Regions from separate parts of the Homo sapiens genome. Here region 1 is linked to region 2. Evidence: chromatin loops called from intact Hi-C (ENCODE). Cell type or tissue: MCF 10A. All regions are shown on one strand. Each heading gives the region's core, and the rest is flanking DNA. Links, peaks and the distances in the headings are about the cores only.

Region 1 (8,337 bases), core at 122-8,121, 150 kb before region 2:
AGAGAGAGAGAGGGAGAGAGAGAAAATGAATGAATATGAATTATGCTTGGAAGCTTGTTTTTACAGATATTATGTTGGGGGTTTGGGGACTGGGTTATACTTAATTCCATGACCTTAGGGGTAAACAGCATAATTATTTTATTGATGTTCTCTCTCCTTCATCTCTTCTTTAAAACTGTCACCAAATTCTGGTTTTTTTTTTTTTTTTTTTTTGGCTTGGTGGTTTCTCTCCAGATTGACCCTTCCTTGCTATCCTCAGGGCCATCTATCTTAATCCACATCCTCATTTCCTATCTCACCTATAGCAAGGGCAACAGTTTAACTGGGTTTCCTTGTTTTCAGTGTTCTATTCCTTCCATCTAGTCTATAGGAAGTCATTACACTGATCTTCTAAACTCCCACTTCCATCACACTAAAACACTGCTTAAGATGTTCAACGATTCTTCCTTTAATAAAGAGATTGGATTCCTCCCCTTGCTGGTACTTAAGCCCTGAGTAATTTTTCCTATTCAACTTCCAATGTCTTCCTCCTTCCTTCACCATCCACCAAGTGGATCTCAGCACTGTGGTACATGAACATATTTCTGGACTTTCTGTTTCACCTCAACACTTACACCATTCCCTTCCGGACACAGCATCTCAAGGCCTCTGTCATATCCAAATCCTACCATTCCTTCAAGATCTCTTCCATGAGGCCTTTCCAAAGGACTTCTTCTCCTTCCTGATCCATTTTGGCTCTTATATATACTGTTAGGTGGGTTCCTCTTTGTTTTATCATCTTTGCTGGGTTTTTTACTAGTTACTGAAAGCATTCACTTTCTCAGGTACCATACAACACTCAGCACAGAACGCGCAGTATCACTGAGCAGCAAATACCTATATACGAACCCAATTTCTCTATGTCATAACCCAGTATATTACAAATTCTGAATGAGACATCCAAGAAAGAAATACATGTTTACCAATATATACATACTTATGTATGTGCACATATACATGCACACACCTAATTAAAACAAAAGTTTTGTAAAATACTACTTATCTTTACTACACACAATGTAACTGTATTTACAGCTACCTAATTTTCTGGACAACTGGATATTAGAAATTATAATTACCTTTGTTAATTTTATTATGTAGAAAAAGTCCTTGTTTGCAGATACATATTAGAAACAAAGTGCCCTGGCCGGGCGCGGTGGCTCATGACTGTAATCCCAACACTTTGGGAGGCTGAGGCGGGCAGATCACTTGAGGCCAGGCTTTCGAGACCAGGCTGGCCAACATGGTGAAAGCCCATCTCTACCAAAAATACAAAAATTAGCTGGGCATGATGGTAGATGCCTGTAATCCCAGCTACTCAGGGGATTGCTGAGGCATGAGAATCACTTGAACCTGGGAGGCGGAGATTGCAGTGACCCGAGATCATGCCATTACACTCACTACACTCCAGCCTGGGCAACAGAGTGAGGCTGTGTCTCAAAAAACAAAAAAGAAGGCTGGGCGCAGTGACTCATTCCTGTAATCCCAACATTGTGGGGGGGCGAGGTGGGTGGATCACATGAGGTCAGGAGTTTGAGACCAGCCTGGCCAACCCTATCTCTACTAAAAAATTGGCTGAGCATGGTGGTGCACACCTGTAATGCCAGCTAATTGGGGAGGTTGAGACAGGAGAATTGCTTGAACCCGGGAGGCAGAGGTTGCAGTGAACCAAGATTATGCCACTGCACTCCAGCCTGGGTGACAGAGTGAGACCTGGTCTCAAAAAAAAAAAAAAAAAAAAAAAAAAAAGAGAAGAAAAAAGAAAGGGACCTGGTGTCTGTATATCACTTACTTTTAACAGGTTACAAACACAAACAAAGAAAATAAGAACATTTTAAATTGTTGAATCTGGGTAAGGTAGATGAGTATTTGCTGTGATGTTCCTTCTGCTTTTCCATATAAGAATATAAAGTGATAGTTGTTACTCATCAAATTTATTTCATGACCATAATCCTGTTTGAAAAACAGTGTGTTATAATTAGAAAAAAGACAAGCCACTTGTCCCTGTGTTTGTTAATCATACTTAAGGAAGGCTCTAACATTCTGAAGAACGTTCTGTGGTTACTTCCTGGCCTATAAAGGATTTAATGTTCCATTGCTGAGTCTACTAATCTCTCCTTCAAAATCCTTTCTACAAAACTTCTGTGAATCATTACGACCTTAGCAGAAAGGTATAAGATTAGGGATTGGTTTTTTAGTTGCAGAGATCACAGACTCAGAACTTACCCTAAGACCTCGCATACTGAGAACAATCCTTGTGGTTTTCACAGGGCTTTAAAATAACTAAATCTAGGAACATCAAAAGTTTAAGACAGTGCGCTAAAGCTGAAAGTACCATAGCAAACATGTGCACTGGTTACATTTTCCCCTTCCTTTTCCTTTAAGAATAGGTTTTAATAAAAGACGAAGTTCCATGAACGGTCAGTAACATCTCATTTAATTGACACTAAGGGAAGTATTCTAGATGAGTGAATGAAACTTGTAGATAACTGAAACTCCAAGTCTTGCTAATTAGAGATTTCTAGATTTTCTTCTTTCTTTTAATTTCTTTTAGAGACAAGGTCTTGCTCTGTTGCCCAGGCTGGCTTCCAACTCCGGGGCTCCAGTGATCTTCCTCAGCATCCCAAGTAACCGAGGCTACAGGAGTGCACCATCATGCCCAGGTGGATTTCTAAATTTCCAAGATTGTTTTCCTGTTGACTATGGACATCCACATAATCAAGTTTGAATTGTGACACAGCAACAGTGACCTCAAGAAGACAACTGAACTAGATCACTCGGGGGACCTGGGATCCAATTAACCTTAGGTCCTCGTAAAGAAGCAAGGTGGCTGAACTCTGCAAACTCTAAGGGCCTTGCAGCTCTCATATGCAGCAGTTCTGTTACTATTAGGTCTGTAAGGCTGGCATCCTGCACGCAAAATGCCAATAGCCTTGTTCATAAAATTATTAGCACAGACCAACTGACACAAACTGAGTATTACTCTTTATAATGAATCTTATTTTTTATTTTTTTGAGACAGAGTCTTGCTCTGTCACCCAGGCTGGAGTGCAGTGGCGCAATCTCGGTTCACCGCAACCTCTGCCTCCCAGGCTCAAACAATTCTCATGCCTCAGCTTCCCGAGTACCTGGGATTACAGACGTGCACCACCACGCCTGGCTAATTTTTTTATTTTTAGTAGAGATGGGGTTTTGCCATCTTGTATTTTAGTACAGACGGGGTTTTGCCATCTTGGCCAGGGTGGTCTTGAACTCCTGGCCTCATGTGATCTGCCTGCCTTGGTCTCCCAAAATGCTGGTATTATGGGCATGAGCCATCCCTTTATAATGAATCTTATTTACCAAAATAAAATTTAATAAGCAACAAGTCGTTAAAAACCATATGCAACAAAAGGAATGAAAAATTGTTCAACACACAACCCAGACAAATCTCACGTGTGTAATACTTAATGAAAGAAGCCACACACAAAAATGTGATGGTGTATGATTAGCGTGCTGCGGAGGTGAGAAGAGTGGTTACCCTTTGCGGGGAAGTAGGGGTACGGAGAATGATTCACCAGTAGGTGGCACCAGGGAGCACTGGGGTGCTAACAACATTGATCCAGGTGGCAGTCACTCAGGACATACACATAGGTAAAAATTATCCAACTGTACATTTAAGATGTATACACTTTACTGTAAGTGAAACCTCAAAAAAGTAATAAGATGCAAAAAAACTTAGATAACAAAAATGCAGGAGCTGTCAAAACTATTATCTTTATAGTACCTGTAACATTACAAATGCACAATGAATAAATGTTAACATACAGTATTGCTCAATTCTAGCAAGAAAAAAAACCACTTAAATTTCATTAGCATGTCAACCTGTAATGCATTTTGTCAGCTCTTTAACATTTTTAAAGTTTCCCAAACTTTCATGACACTGTCTCATAAATATTTGTTTTTAGAATACTAAAGAGCCAATGAAAAAGAGCAGAAATCCACACGTGTACTACTAGCAAGGCATTAATATCTGTGGTTTAACTGAATACATCAGATTTAGACATAAAAATATGCAATTTAGAATTCTGCAAAATGCAGCAAAATCCTAATACCATGTTGATCCAGATTGCTAATGCCTTGTTTTATTACATAATAGTCATTTAGAAAGCCAATGTTTCTCAATGAGGCTGAATTTAACTAAAAGCACACAAAGTACAATTAGGGCTTGCTTACTTAGACCAAATTGTTTTTATGATAGCTAATGGAACTGATTAATTTAGGTTGCAAACCAAGCCCCCTAAAATACAGAATTGCTACTTGAAAATGTTTTTCTGGGCATCTTTTGTGAACTAAGTCCTGTGCTGAAAGAACTGGAGTCAGAGAAATATGATAAGCTCTGCCCTAAGAGGTCACTCTTGGGGCAGGGAGGCGTACAGAATTAAAAAATGTAACAAGGCCAGGCACAGTGGCTCACTCCTGTAATCCCAGCACTCTGGGGACCGAGGCAGGAGGATTACTTGAACCCAGCAGTTTGAGACCAGCTAGGGCACAATAGTGAGACCCCATCTCTACCAAAAAAAAAAAAAAAAAATGCTGCGTGTGGTAGTGTCTGTGGTCCCAGCTACTTGAGAGGCTGAGGTGGGAGGATTTCTTGAGCCTAAGAGGTCAAGTCTGCAGTGGGCCATGATTGTGCCATTGCACTTCAGCCTAAGTGACAGAGTGAGACTTCATCTCAAAAAAAAAAAAAAAAAAAAAGAAGTAATAAGTACTATAGGAACCAAGGGGAGGAAATAAGCAGGGGGCTTCAATGAGAAGCTTCTGAGAAGGTGATAATTGACTTAGAGGCAGCTCAAAAATCTGCTGAGAGCCTAGCAAGGAGCACATTGTATCTGCAGAAGGAAAAACTAGAATATGTATTTAGGAAACTAAAAGTTGGAGTGTCTAAAATTGAGAATGGCTAAATGGGTCATTCTAAATCAAGGCATGATTGAGGGCTGGGGTGAAAAAGAGGTGCATGGCAAGCATTCCTAAAGGGAGGCGGCACAAGGCTCAGAAGAACACCGACAACCTGCAACAGGCTCTGCAAACCATGCTAGGCTAGACACCTGACCATGCAGACAAGGGGAAGCCAGGAATTTTAAAGCAGGTGGTGTTTTTATAATCATGAAAATAAAATACGGAGACATAGAGAATTTGGAATATCAAAAAGAAAAGGAGGCTTATCTTAAATACAGATACTGTTTAGGTTCTTATTAATTTTTTAAAAATACAGCACTGTGACTATACTACACAGAGGGATTTTGGATTTAGTTCAGGTCACATAAGAATGGTTCATTCATGAATCTGTGTAATTGGTCATGACATGCGTATACACTTGTTGCATACCAACATTAAGTAAGCGTCTATCTGGGATGCTGGGATCATGTAATTTGGACTTTTCCTTTTTTTAAGCATCATTTGAAGCTAAGGATAGCTGAGTTCTTACCTAAAAGAACACTGTCCATCACATATGGAAAATCAGGCATTTTGCCTCATAAATACACAATTCATAATTTATTCCATCTCCACTCATCTCTCTTCTACAGGCTCAATACTATTCAAACTCCAATTATTATCACAGCCTTGGTACTTTCCATCGGGGGCTAGATAAAGAAGAGCAAAGTTTTCACCTACGATGAACAAAATGGCAGGACTTAAAGATGACTTTCCTGAAGAGTGCAATGCCTTCTGTCTTTTATTTATGGACTGAAAAGAGAAATCCCTCAATGTACACGGCAAATCACATTCCCCTCACTCTAAGCCATACTTACGGAAGACATCCCAGATTCTCCTGAATGCAGGAAAGTACCACGGTTACACCAATCTACTCCGTCAAACCAGGTACTAACTATGACTAAAATTATATGTGGAAAAAAAAAATCCAAATGAGATTAGTAACAGAAAACAAACAAACAAACAAAAAAACAAGTATGTGTGTAGGGGGGTGGATAGAAGGCAGTCTTGAAAGCGTCAATGCTAGACGCTTTTTTTCTCTTTACTGGGAATTGCAATCAACCAAACCATGGGTCTGTACCTGACCTAGAGCCTTTAACAATGCAACAAGACTGTGAGAACTCTCACTCAGGGACACCTGCTCTTAGCCTATTATGGAACTACTGCCTGTGTGCAGAAGTATCATTTGGAAACATGAATTTTATGCTCAAAGGGTAAAATGCCCAAGAGGCTTTACTCATGCCAAGTTCCCTAAGAACCATGGGGCTTCTTTTTGCCTTGGGAAAGGAGGTGAACTTTTTTCTTATTCTTTTTTTTTTTTTTTTGAGACAATCTCGCTCTGTCACCCAGGCTGGAGTGCAGTGGGGTGATCTCAGCTCACTGTAACCTCTGCCTCCCAGGTTCAAGTGATTCTCCTGTCTCAGCCTCCTGAGTATGTGGGACTACAGGTGTACACCACCATGCCTGGCTAATTTTTGTATTTTTAGTAGAGATGGGTATCGGGGGAACCAGCCCCAATATTTCAAAGTAGGTTCTATTTTCCCTAAGTGTCAGCCGGTCTGAGAAATAAAGAGAAAGAGTACAAAGAGAGGAATTTTACAGCTGGGCCTCTGGGGGTGACATCACATATTGGTAGGACCGTGATGACCCCGAGCTGCAAAACCAGCAAGTTTTTATTAGGGATTTTAAAAGGGGAGGGGGTGTACGAACAGGGCGTAGGTCACAAAGATCACATGCTTCAAAGGGCAATAAAGATCACAAGACAAAGGCAAAATTAGAATTACTGATGAGGGTCTATGTCCTGCTGTGCACGTACTGTCTTGATAAACATCTTAACAGGAAACAGGTGAGAGCAGAGAATTGGTCTGACCAAAATTTACCAGGCTGGAATTTCCCAATCCTAGTAAGCCTGAGGGTACTGCAGGAGACCAAGGTGTATTTCAGTCCTTATCTAAATTGCATAAGACAGACACTCCCAGAGTGGCCGTTTACAGACCTCCCCCCAGGAATGCATTCCTTCCGCACGGTATTCCTTGCTGGGAAAATAATTCAGCGATACCCTCTTACTTGCACATCCATTTATAGGCTCTCTGCAAGAAGAAAACTATGGCTCTATTCTGCCTGACCCCGCAGGCAGTCAGAACTTATGGTTATCTTCCCTTATTCCCTGAAAATCACTGTTATTCTGTTCTTTGTCAAGGTGCACTGATTTCATATTGTTCAAACACACGTTTTACAATCTATTGTACAATAGTGGTCCTGAGGTGACATACATTCTCAGCTTATGAAGATAACGGGATTAAGAGATTAAAGACAGGCATAAGAAATTACAAGAGTATTATTACAGAAGTGATAAATGTCCATGAAACCCTCACAATTTATGTTCAGAGATTGCAGTAAAGACAGGCATAAGAAATTATAAAAGTATTAATTTTGGGAACTTATAAATGTCCATGAAATCTTCACAATTTATGTTCTGCCCATGGTTCCAGGCGGTCTCTCCATTCGGGGTCCCTGACTTCCCGCAACAGATGGGGTTTCACCATGTTGGCCAGGCTGGTCTTGAACTGCTGACCTCAAGTGATCTTCCCACCTCAGCCTCCCAAAGTGCTGGGATTACAGGCATGAGCCACCGTGCCCAGCCTGAAAGAAGGTGAACTTAATTAGATGCCAAGGATTGCTAACTACATAACAGTATTTACAATGTGGTACCCTTGATTAATCTGACTCAGTCCACCTACCTTAATCAGCATTTCGAAATGTTAGGGGACCATCTGTTCATGAACTGAGAACATTATGAAGTCTCTCATTCAACTCAGGATATCACCCTGAACTTGATGAACTAAAATTTATTTGATTTCTATACTTTAATGACTCTGATGTCATTCATTGCTTTCAATGTTATGACTGATGTTTTAATAAGGCCATTGTAAATATACCATAAGTACCACAATCTCTGTGTCAGAGAAACACTTTGCTTGATTGCTTTTCTTCCTGGATAAACATGTAGTGAACAATCAGTGAATATATACTTCATATTATAGGATTGACTCAAAGAGTTCAATAATATCTAATCAGAGGCAAGGGTATGTTTATTAAGGGACACATCCTTCAAAGGAATCAAACTTTATATATAAACAGAGGTAAAGTGACAAGCGTAATTAGACAAGAATTAAAAGACAAACAGATTTGGGTAACATCATTTATTTTCCACTTATATAGCATCTTTCATTAAAAATGTCAATAAATCTTTCCAACTGTTCTTGTTCCCACCTAGGATATGATGATCTGAAAGTCTTACACATCTGTTCTGAATTTCACACT
Region 2 (8,337 bases), core at 85-8,084:
TGGTCTTGCTCAATGACAAGCATCCATGTTGATTGTCAAGTTCCCCCAGCAGAATGTACCCTCAACCTGAGCAGAAACCTCACTCTGTATCCTCAGCATCTAGAACAGTGCTCGGTCCGTACTGAATGCACAGACTGACAATTTCCTAACCTCTAACCAGACACACACTCAGAGATGATCATGGAAAGCAAAGGATGAACTAACTGCTCCGGGGCCTTGGGAAGTCTGCAGCTCCTGAAACCACACTTCAGAGAGCAGTAGAGAGTCCAGTGTCCCTAGGCAGCTGCCACTTCTCCTTCCCTGACTCATCAACTCCCACTCCACTGAAGTGGAGGGTCCAGGGGAGGGAGGGCCCAGCATCTAGGGCTGGCCATCTCCAAAGGGATGAGAGGGGTTACTGTCACATGGGGCTCTTCACACTTATTTCTGGTATTTTGCTCTTATCAGTATTTCAAATATTTTAATTTTTTCTTATGAAGATTTTCAAACAAACAAGGTAAAGGGAATGGTACAATGAACTAATGTATCCATCACCCTTCTTATTTCATCTCTTCTCTTACACTGTGTATGTGTACTGGAGCATTTTAAAGCAAAAATCAGACACATTAACAAAATGTTTAACTGTTCCTGTGTGCTGAGACTGCCTTCAGAGCCCTGGAATTGCACAGTACACATGCTAAGAGCACCAAGGGGTCAAGGTTTCTTGCTGATGCTCAATCTAATGGCAGCTTGCTGCTTTCTTCTCGTTGACATGCACAAAAAGGTAGATTTCCAACTAACTGCTTAAGAAAACATTCGGAGCAAACAAAGCCTTTGATCCCTGTGGAAAGCTTAGAAGATGCCAGGCAATTCTGCAAAAGCACTAGACGCTAAGCAGTAATAAACCAGGTCAAACGGACATGTCTGCCTGACACCCAGTTGTTTTGGTTGTCTCTTCTCCAGTTACTTAATTTCCCTGCTTACTGCCTTCTAGATCCCGGAAGGTGCCATGTTCACCAACTGGTACTGCCTTTTCCTTCTTCTCACGTGAACAAAATGAAAGTATTAATTAGAGGTGTCTCTGAGAACAAGTGAGGGAGCAAGTGTTTTTATGTAGCCATGGAGGGATGGGTCTTGGGAGAGTCAGAGCGGCTGGGCTCTCTGAAAGATGACCCAGTCAGTAATGGACACGCAGACACAACTGATCCCTGCTGGCTCAAGCATGGTGCCTGGAACAGGGCAAGCCTGAAATGAACTAAGGAATTAATGAATCAAATGAGTGAATCGGAATTGAAGAGGCTGGGGGATCAGCAGAACTCTGGATCCTGATCTCCCAGGCAACGCACTGTAAACAATGAGCAACTAAAACAAAACTTACAAAATAAGACATTAAAATACATTTTAAAATCTATCACCTTAACAGAAGAGTTACTTTCCTTCTTCCGTGTAAGTCTCTGTCATTTGAGGATTAGTTTTTATGCAGCTGCAATCTTGATACACGGGCAGTTTTATAAACACTCTTCCTCACTTAACACAGCAAACACGACCTGTGTTGTTAGTCTTCCTCAGAATTATTTTAAATGGCTGCATGTTTGCAGGTGTGCCAACACAGCCTAGCTTAAGTTACTTGTCTGCACTATTCCTTTCCTTTCCTTTTTTTTTTTTTTTTTTAAGACAGTCTTGCTCTGTCGCCCAGGCTGGAGTGCAGTGGTACGATCTTGGCTCACCACAACCTCTACCTCCCAGGTTCAAGCGATTCTCCTGCCTCAGCCTCCCTAGTAGCTGGGATTACAGGTACCTGCCACCAAGCCTGGCTAATTTTTGTATTTTTAGTAGAGACGGAGTTTCACCATGTTGACCAGGCTGGTCTCGAACTCCTGACCTCATGTGATCCATCCACCTCAGCCTCCCAAAGTGCTGGGATTACAGGCATGAGCCACCGCACCCGGCCTTCCTTTCCTTTTTCTTTGCACATTCATCTCCTTTTTTTTAGGGGTTAAAAGAAACTTTCCCCTGGCCTCATCTCCCACTCCCTCTTGCTGCGAGGCACCCGAACCATGAGCGCTCCCTCCCTCGAGGCATCAGCACATGCTGTTCCTTCTACATGCAACACTCTCTCAAAGTCCATTCGTTTGCCTAACCTATTCCTACCCACATTTCAGGGATCGGATTGTCACCCCAGGAAGCCTGCCCTGACCTTCGTAGATGCTTTAACATCCTGTACTTCAAGGGTGATGGTGCTCATCGTGGTCTGTAATTGCTTGTCTTAGGATCTGTTTGTCCCACCAGATTGTGAGCAGGACCTATTTTTTTGGAGCCTTATTAGCTAGGTGATCATGGTGAGCCTCAGTTTCCTCACCTGTAAAAGAGGATAGTCATGCACTCTTTCCCACCCACCAAAAAGGATGCTAAGGAGATCACACCAGGCAGTACTGTGAAGATTTTCTGTGCAGCATAAAGAAAATGATTTCAAATTCTATATCTGCCACCTAATCCTAAGGAACGAAAGGCAGTCACATCATCTTAACCCTTTGAGGCTCACAGTCAAATGATAGCTAACATTTATGAATATTTATGGACACTGTACTAGACAGTTTATATGCACTTCTCATTTTATCCTCATTACAAATGAATGGGACAGAATCTAGTATTATCCTCACTTTCCAGAGGCTCAGAAGACTAAATAGATTTCCCAAGTCTACACTGTTTCAGAATATGCTGCTGAGCACCCAGTGCAAGCCTCTTCCCATAAAAAAAATGCCCATACATACATCCACACAAAATAGTGCATACAATTTCCAAGTTCATGAGGCCCCTGAAGCCAAACTTCTTTTGATCCCTATTCTAGGCCTTGCATGCAGTAAAGTGAATTCTCCAGAGAAGCTCAAAGATTTATACACCCCACAGGGCTGGGAGGTTATGGGAATAAACTGTGTCAGCAAAAATTCTGGAGAAAACCTTGTAGCCTAGGAATGAGTTGTAAATCTTGAGGTCTCACTAGACACAGTTTCCTTGGCAACTTAAGTCACTGGGCTGACTGAAGACTCTTGGCCCAAGTAAGAGCCACATGGCATGAATCCTGTATTCTGATAAGCCAGGTGCTGGGAGAAGCTGGTAGTACTGCCAAACTACAGCCACCACCACCGACAGCCAGATACTTACTGGTATAGGCAGTTGCTGAAGATACTCACTGCTTGATGTACTTCATATACCGGAGAAACAACAGCTAAATGGAACATACGAGGCCTAAAGGAGCCAACGTGGGAGCAGGAATTGGAATTGATCAAACCATCTGGCCTGAGACTGTGCTAATCTCAGAATGGCTTTGGATGCAGTGAGGCATCACTGTGGGTGTGAAAGGTGTGTCTCACACTGAGCAGAGTGAGAGCCAACACTTGGGTCAGAGGGAATGGCGCAACACCACCCTCTGCAGAGGATTCCGTGGGATTGTGCCATGAGCCAAATAAGCAATGAAAACGTGAAAAGCAAACCGGTGAGCCAGGCTGCATTTTTCATTGTGGCACTGTGTGGGCAAAGCCTTGGAGACCACCTGGGAATGGGATAAGATGAGCCAAAATGGTTTCCATGGCGAATGCTCCCAAAATCAAGAAACAAAGGCTTGGGGAGAGTGTGGTGTCCAGAAAAGCTGCCTGCTGAGCAGTGCAAGCTGTGACGGTCCTCACACGGAAGATGATGGAAGCCAGCAACTCTCCAGATCCCTTAGAAGAGGAGAAACGGGATGCAGCTGAAGAGACTGGTTGGGGTGAGGGTAAGGGAGAGCAGAGAGAACTCCCCACCCCTGAGAACTGTCAAGCTTGGAACTAAGCTACCAAGGGGACACACACAGGAATGGTGCCACAGCAGCCCCTAAATGTCGGGGAGGCAGGCATTTTGGTGGAAACAAAGTTTATTTTGCTTTTTAAACAAAAGAGGTGATAAGGGTCCTCTCTCAAACATATTTTTTTGATGGTCCACAAGTTAAACTACCGCCAGTGCAAAACAGGAGAAAATTATGGGTCCACAATCCTTTATCTGCAATTCTGAAATCCAAAACGTTCTGAAAACAGAAATTTTTTTCCTAAGTGTGTGCAAATCATTTGGAAGCAAAATCTGACCTGAAATGACATGAAGTTATCATAATCTTTACTTATCCCCATCTAATATGAATATGTCTTACTGAAGACACATTAACATGTCTCATTGCAAAGTGCTAACCCCAAGTCCCACTGGAGGCGTTAGATAAGGTGTAATAAGCAAAGAATTTCCTCCAAAACTTGGGGTAGGCAAAATTGTGGACACACATCTCCTTTTCTACAGGTCAGTAAAAACAAAAGAAATGTTTGACCACCTGGAACAGAATGAATGTAATAAAAAAAGGAACCTACCAGATCTCTTTAGCCTCCAGGTCGGAGGATGGCTTTGGGGCAATCGATGATATAGGTGTCCTCATGGGGTCCATGAACCAGACTACCCTTCTGTTTCTAATTCTAAATTATAATTTACATATTGTGTTTAGTTCTATTAGACTCTAGCTTTGCACCCATATAAATCCAAAGCAACTCCAGATTTTTCATTCATGCAGTGAAATCTGGGAGACTCTCTACTGGGATGAAAATGAAAATATTTAATAGGTAATACTGTCATTGGCTCTCCTGCTCCCCCTCCAGGAGAATATGAACTGGTAAACTTGATCTCTTTCATTTCTAGAGATCTATGATTTTAGAGGGGGAGAATAAAACAAAGTTAAATGAAGATGATGTGTTTTCTTGGAGATCTGAATAGTGTTTTCTTGATGAACAAGAGAAAGGACTCCAGATTTCCCATCAAATGATCCACTTTTCCTGTTCCATAATAGAAGGCCCATTTGGCAGGTTAAAGGATAAGAAAGGAAGATTTAAAAGGGAGTACACAATGGAATACTACTCAGCCATAAAAAAGAATGAATTAATGGCATTTCCAGCAACCTGGATGGGACTGGAAACTATGATTCTAAGTGAAATAATTCAGGAATGGAAAACCAAATATTGGATGTTCTCACTCATAAGTGGGAGCTAAGCTATGAGGATGCAAAGGCATAATAAAGACAAAATGGACTTTGTGGACTCAGGAGGAAAGGGTGGGAAGGGGGTGAGGGATAAAAGACTACAAATGGGGTGCAGTATATACTGCTTGGGTGATGGGTGCACCAGCATCTCATTAATCACCACTAAAAAACCACCTGTTCCCCAATAACCTATGGAAATACAAAATTTTAAAAATAAAATAAAAGGGAGTACAGATGGCTTTTAGCCAAAAAGACCTGGATTCAAAGCCAGACACTACCACTTAATAGCTGTGTAACCTTGGAAAGTTTACTTCACTGTGGCTGAATATCATCTGCAACCTAGAGAAAAACAATATTTTCTTCATAGGGTTTTTACGAGGATTAAATGGCATGTAAAACATACCTAATACATGGTAGGCACTCAATATATGGTAGCTATTATTATGGCTGTTGCTAGATTCGGGAGTTGAACAGTGCCTGGCTTCACTTCTTATTTCACCAGATTGCCTGGCTCAGCAAATGCAGGGGATATTGACTTCATGAGCACAGAAACAGTGGATAATAAACACACATAGCAACAAATCACATCGGTAAACCAATCTACCTCAGCTAATAACTGCTTTCCAGGCTCCTGCATTTGCTTTGTTAGAGGAACTAAATAGTTCCTAATGGCTATGGAACGAAATCATTTAGAAGAGGGTGAATTTCATCAGCTTTAGAGTTTCTGTTGAGGGCAGTGTAGGAGACTGTGCAAAGCCACCTCTTTTTAAAGAAAGCTAAGCAAAAATAATCCATAAATCATGTGAGTACCTATTACAGGTGCTTATGTAACTTACCATGTTTTCTAAGGAGAGGCTTATTTCCCATTCATTGAGGTGACATTTACTGAGCATGTCCAATGTACCAGCTACCATATTAAGTGCTAGAACACAAAAATAAAAAGACATAGGCCGAGCACAGTGGCTCACACCTGTAATCCCACTTTGGGAGGCCAAGGTGGAAGGATGGCTTGCGCCCAGGAATTTGAGACCAGCCTGGGCAACAGAGCAAGATCCCATCTCTACAAAAAAATTATTTTTAATTTAGCTTAATTTTTAAATGCATAGTGGTGCATACCTGTAGTCCTGGCTGCACAGGAGGCTGAGACAGGAGGATCACTGGAGCCCCAAAGTTGGAGGCTGCAGTGAACCGTGACTGCACCATTGCACTCCAGCCTGGGTTACAGTGAGACCCTGTCTCTTAAGAAATAAAATAAAAATAGAAAATCAAAAAGACATGAGCCCTTCTCTCCAGGAACCCAGGCCTGTGGGCGAGTATGTATGTGTTTTTTATGGTCCATGCTGGAAGTGGTAATGAGAGAGGGGTGCACAGGATGATACAGGGTGACTATCCAAAATAGACACTTCCCTAATGTAAGATAGTTCCACGACGCTGGAATTATATACAGTGAACACGTGTTACTTTTAAAACTAGGAACAAAAAAATGTAAAAGGAGAAACAAAGAACTCAAAGTCCAGTGGTGGAAACAGATTATATAACAAATATTCAAATAGTGGGATGAGTACCAAAATTCAAGGACATCAGAGTGTTTTGGGGGGAGTATTCTTCCTTTAGAAGAAAGGAAGGGCATTCCATACTGCCTGGGGGTAAAGATGACAAGGCAGGTTTCCTTAAGAAGGTGACACTCAAGCTGAGACCTTGAGACTGAATGATTTGCCGGTAGGAGTGTGTAAGTACAGTTTCTCTAGAGGGCAATCCAGCAATATTTATTAGTATTTAAAATGTGCATACTCCTTGAACCAGATGTTCCTCTTCTGGTATTTCAGCTGACAGGAATGCCAGAAAACATATCAAAAGATCTCTGTAAAAAAGATGTTTATCACGTCAATGTAATAATAAAACACTGGAAATAACTTAAATGTGCATCAATAGGACATTGTTTAAATAAGCTATGGTGTAGCCATATGCTAGAACAATAGAGTCATGAAAAAAATAAAATTTATATATAGCATATTAAGTTTTAAAAGGTAAGTTACAGAATAATGTATCCTTGTTTTTGTAGAAATAATTTTACATATTTTTTACACATAAAAACGTTTGCATATAAACAGAAAAAGCCTGAGAAGATAAACAACAAACCATTAACACTTAAGGCATATCAGACCTGGTGGGGTAGGGGTGGGGAGAAGCAATTTCATTTTCTTATTTACTCTGTATTCACATTTTTTACAATGAGGATATCTTCCTTTTATATTTAAAAAATAATATTTTTTGGCTGGGCGCGGTGGCTCATGCCTGTAATCCCAGCACTTTGGGAGACCGAGGTGGGTGGATCACAAGGTCAGGAGTTCGAGACCAGCCTGGCCAACATGGTGAAACCCCGTCTCTACTAAAAATACAAAAAAATTAGCCGGGCGTGGTGGCGGGCGCCTGTAATCCCAGGTACTTGGGAGACTGAGGCAGGAGAATCATTTGAACGCAGGAGGCGGAGGTTGCAGTGAGCTGAGATCACGCCACTGCACTCCAGCCTGGGCGACAGGGCAAGACTCCATCTCAAATAATAATAATAATAACCTTTTTTTAAAAAAAAAAGTATACTAATTGGAAAGTTATGGGTACAAAACGACTGAGGTTTTAGAGAAGGCATCTGCTCAAAACAGCTTAGCACCGCTGGAATACAAGAGCCACATGAGTTCAGGAGACAGGACTGAAGGAAGACTTTGAAGAAGAAACAAATGTGGGGTGTTTCAACTAGGAGAGAAGGTGTTTCAACTTGAAGTGAAGGGAGTAAGAGCTGTGGGGCAGTGTGAGCAAACAGTAAAAGTACAAGAACTGAAGGATGGTGTTCAAAGATACGGGACACTGCAGAGAAAGGGGCTTCAGGAATTCTCAAGGGTGGGAAGCAGGTGTCTCATTCCACAGGACTCATCTGAGGAGAAGGGCATTCTTTTAAAGGAGAGCATCTGCGAAAAACCAAGTTTTCACTAAATATCTGCTCTACATTTCTTAGTTTGGCCAGAGAGAAAGTCAGAGCAAGAGAGAACTTTTTTTTTTTTCCTGAGCAGAACACCAGGGAATACAATGAATATTTTATTGAAAAATAAGCTAGATTAAATCATTAAAGTATCCATTTACTCAGAAATTGTTCCATTACAAATACCACTGGCACAGTGGAAAAGGGCCCTTTCTTTTTCTTTTTCTTTTAAATTTTTTTATTTCCATGGGTTTTGGGGGAACAGGTGGTATTTGGTTACATGAGTAAGTTCTTTAGTGGTGATTTGTGAGATTTTGGTGCACCCATGATCCGAGCAGTA

Evidence for each region. Peaks named below come from ENCODE experiments on the same cell type or tissue, not always from the same donor. Only the 100,000 strongest peaks of a DNase experiment are listed, where the experiment ranks them.
Region 1: it touches region 2 in a loop (7-fold over the local background); 33 of 110 quality-filtered maps call a loop at or near these places.

The regions. Positions count from the first base shown.
Region 1 is chr12:94,600,049-94,608,385 of GRCh38, forward strand. All of the region lies in intron 1 of TMCC3 (transmembrane and coiled-coil domain family 3), which reads right to left. Among named protein-coding and RNA genes, the nearest start is that of MIR7844, 33 kb to the left of the region's middle. In MCF 10A, for the core only: a CTCF peak has its summit at 3,577 (motif pointing right); a DNase peak (open chromatin) is centred at 3,603.
Region 2 is chr12:94,750,212-94,758,548 of GRCh38, forward strand. No RefSeq gene overlaps it. Among named protein-coding and RNA genes, the nearest start is that of MIR492, 80 kb to the right of the region's middle. In MCF 10A, for the core only: a CTCF peak has its summit at 4,605; a DNase peak (open chromatin) is centred at 3,370.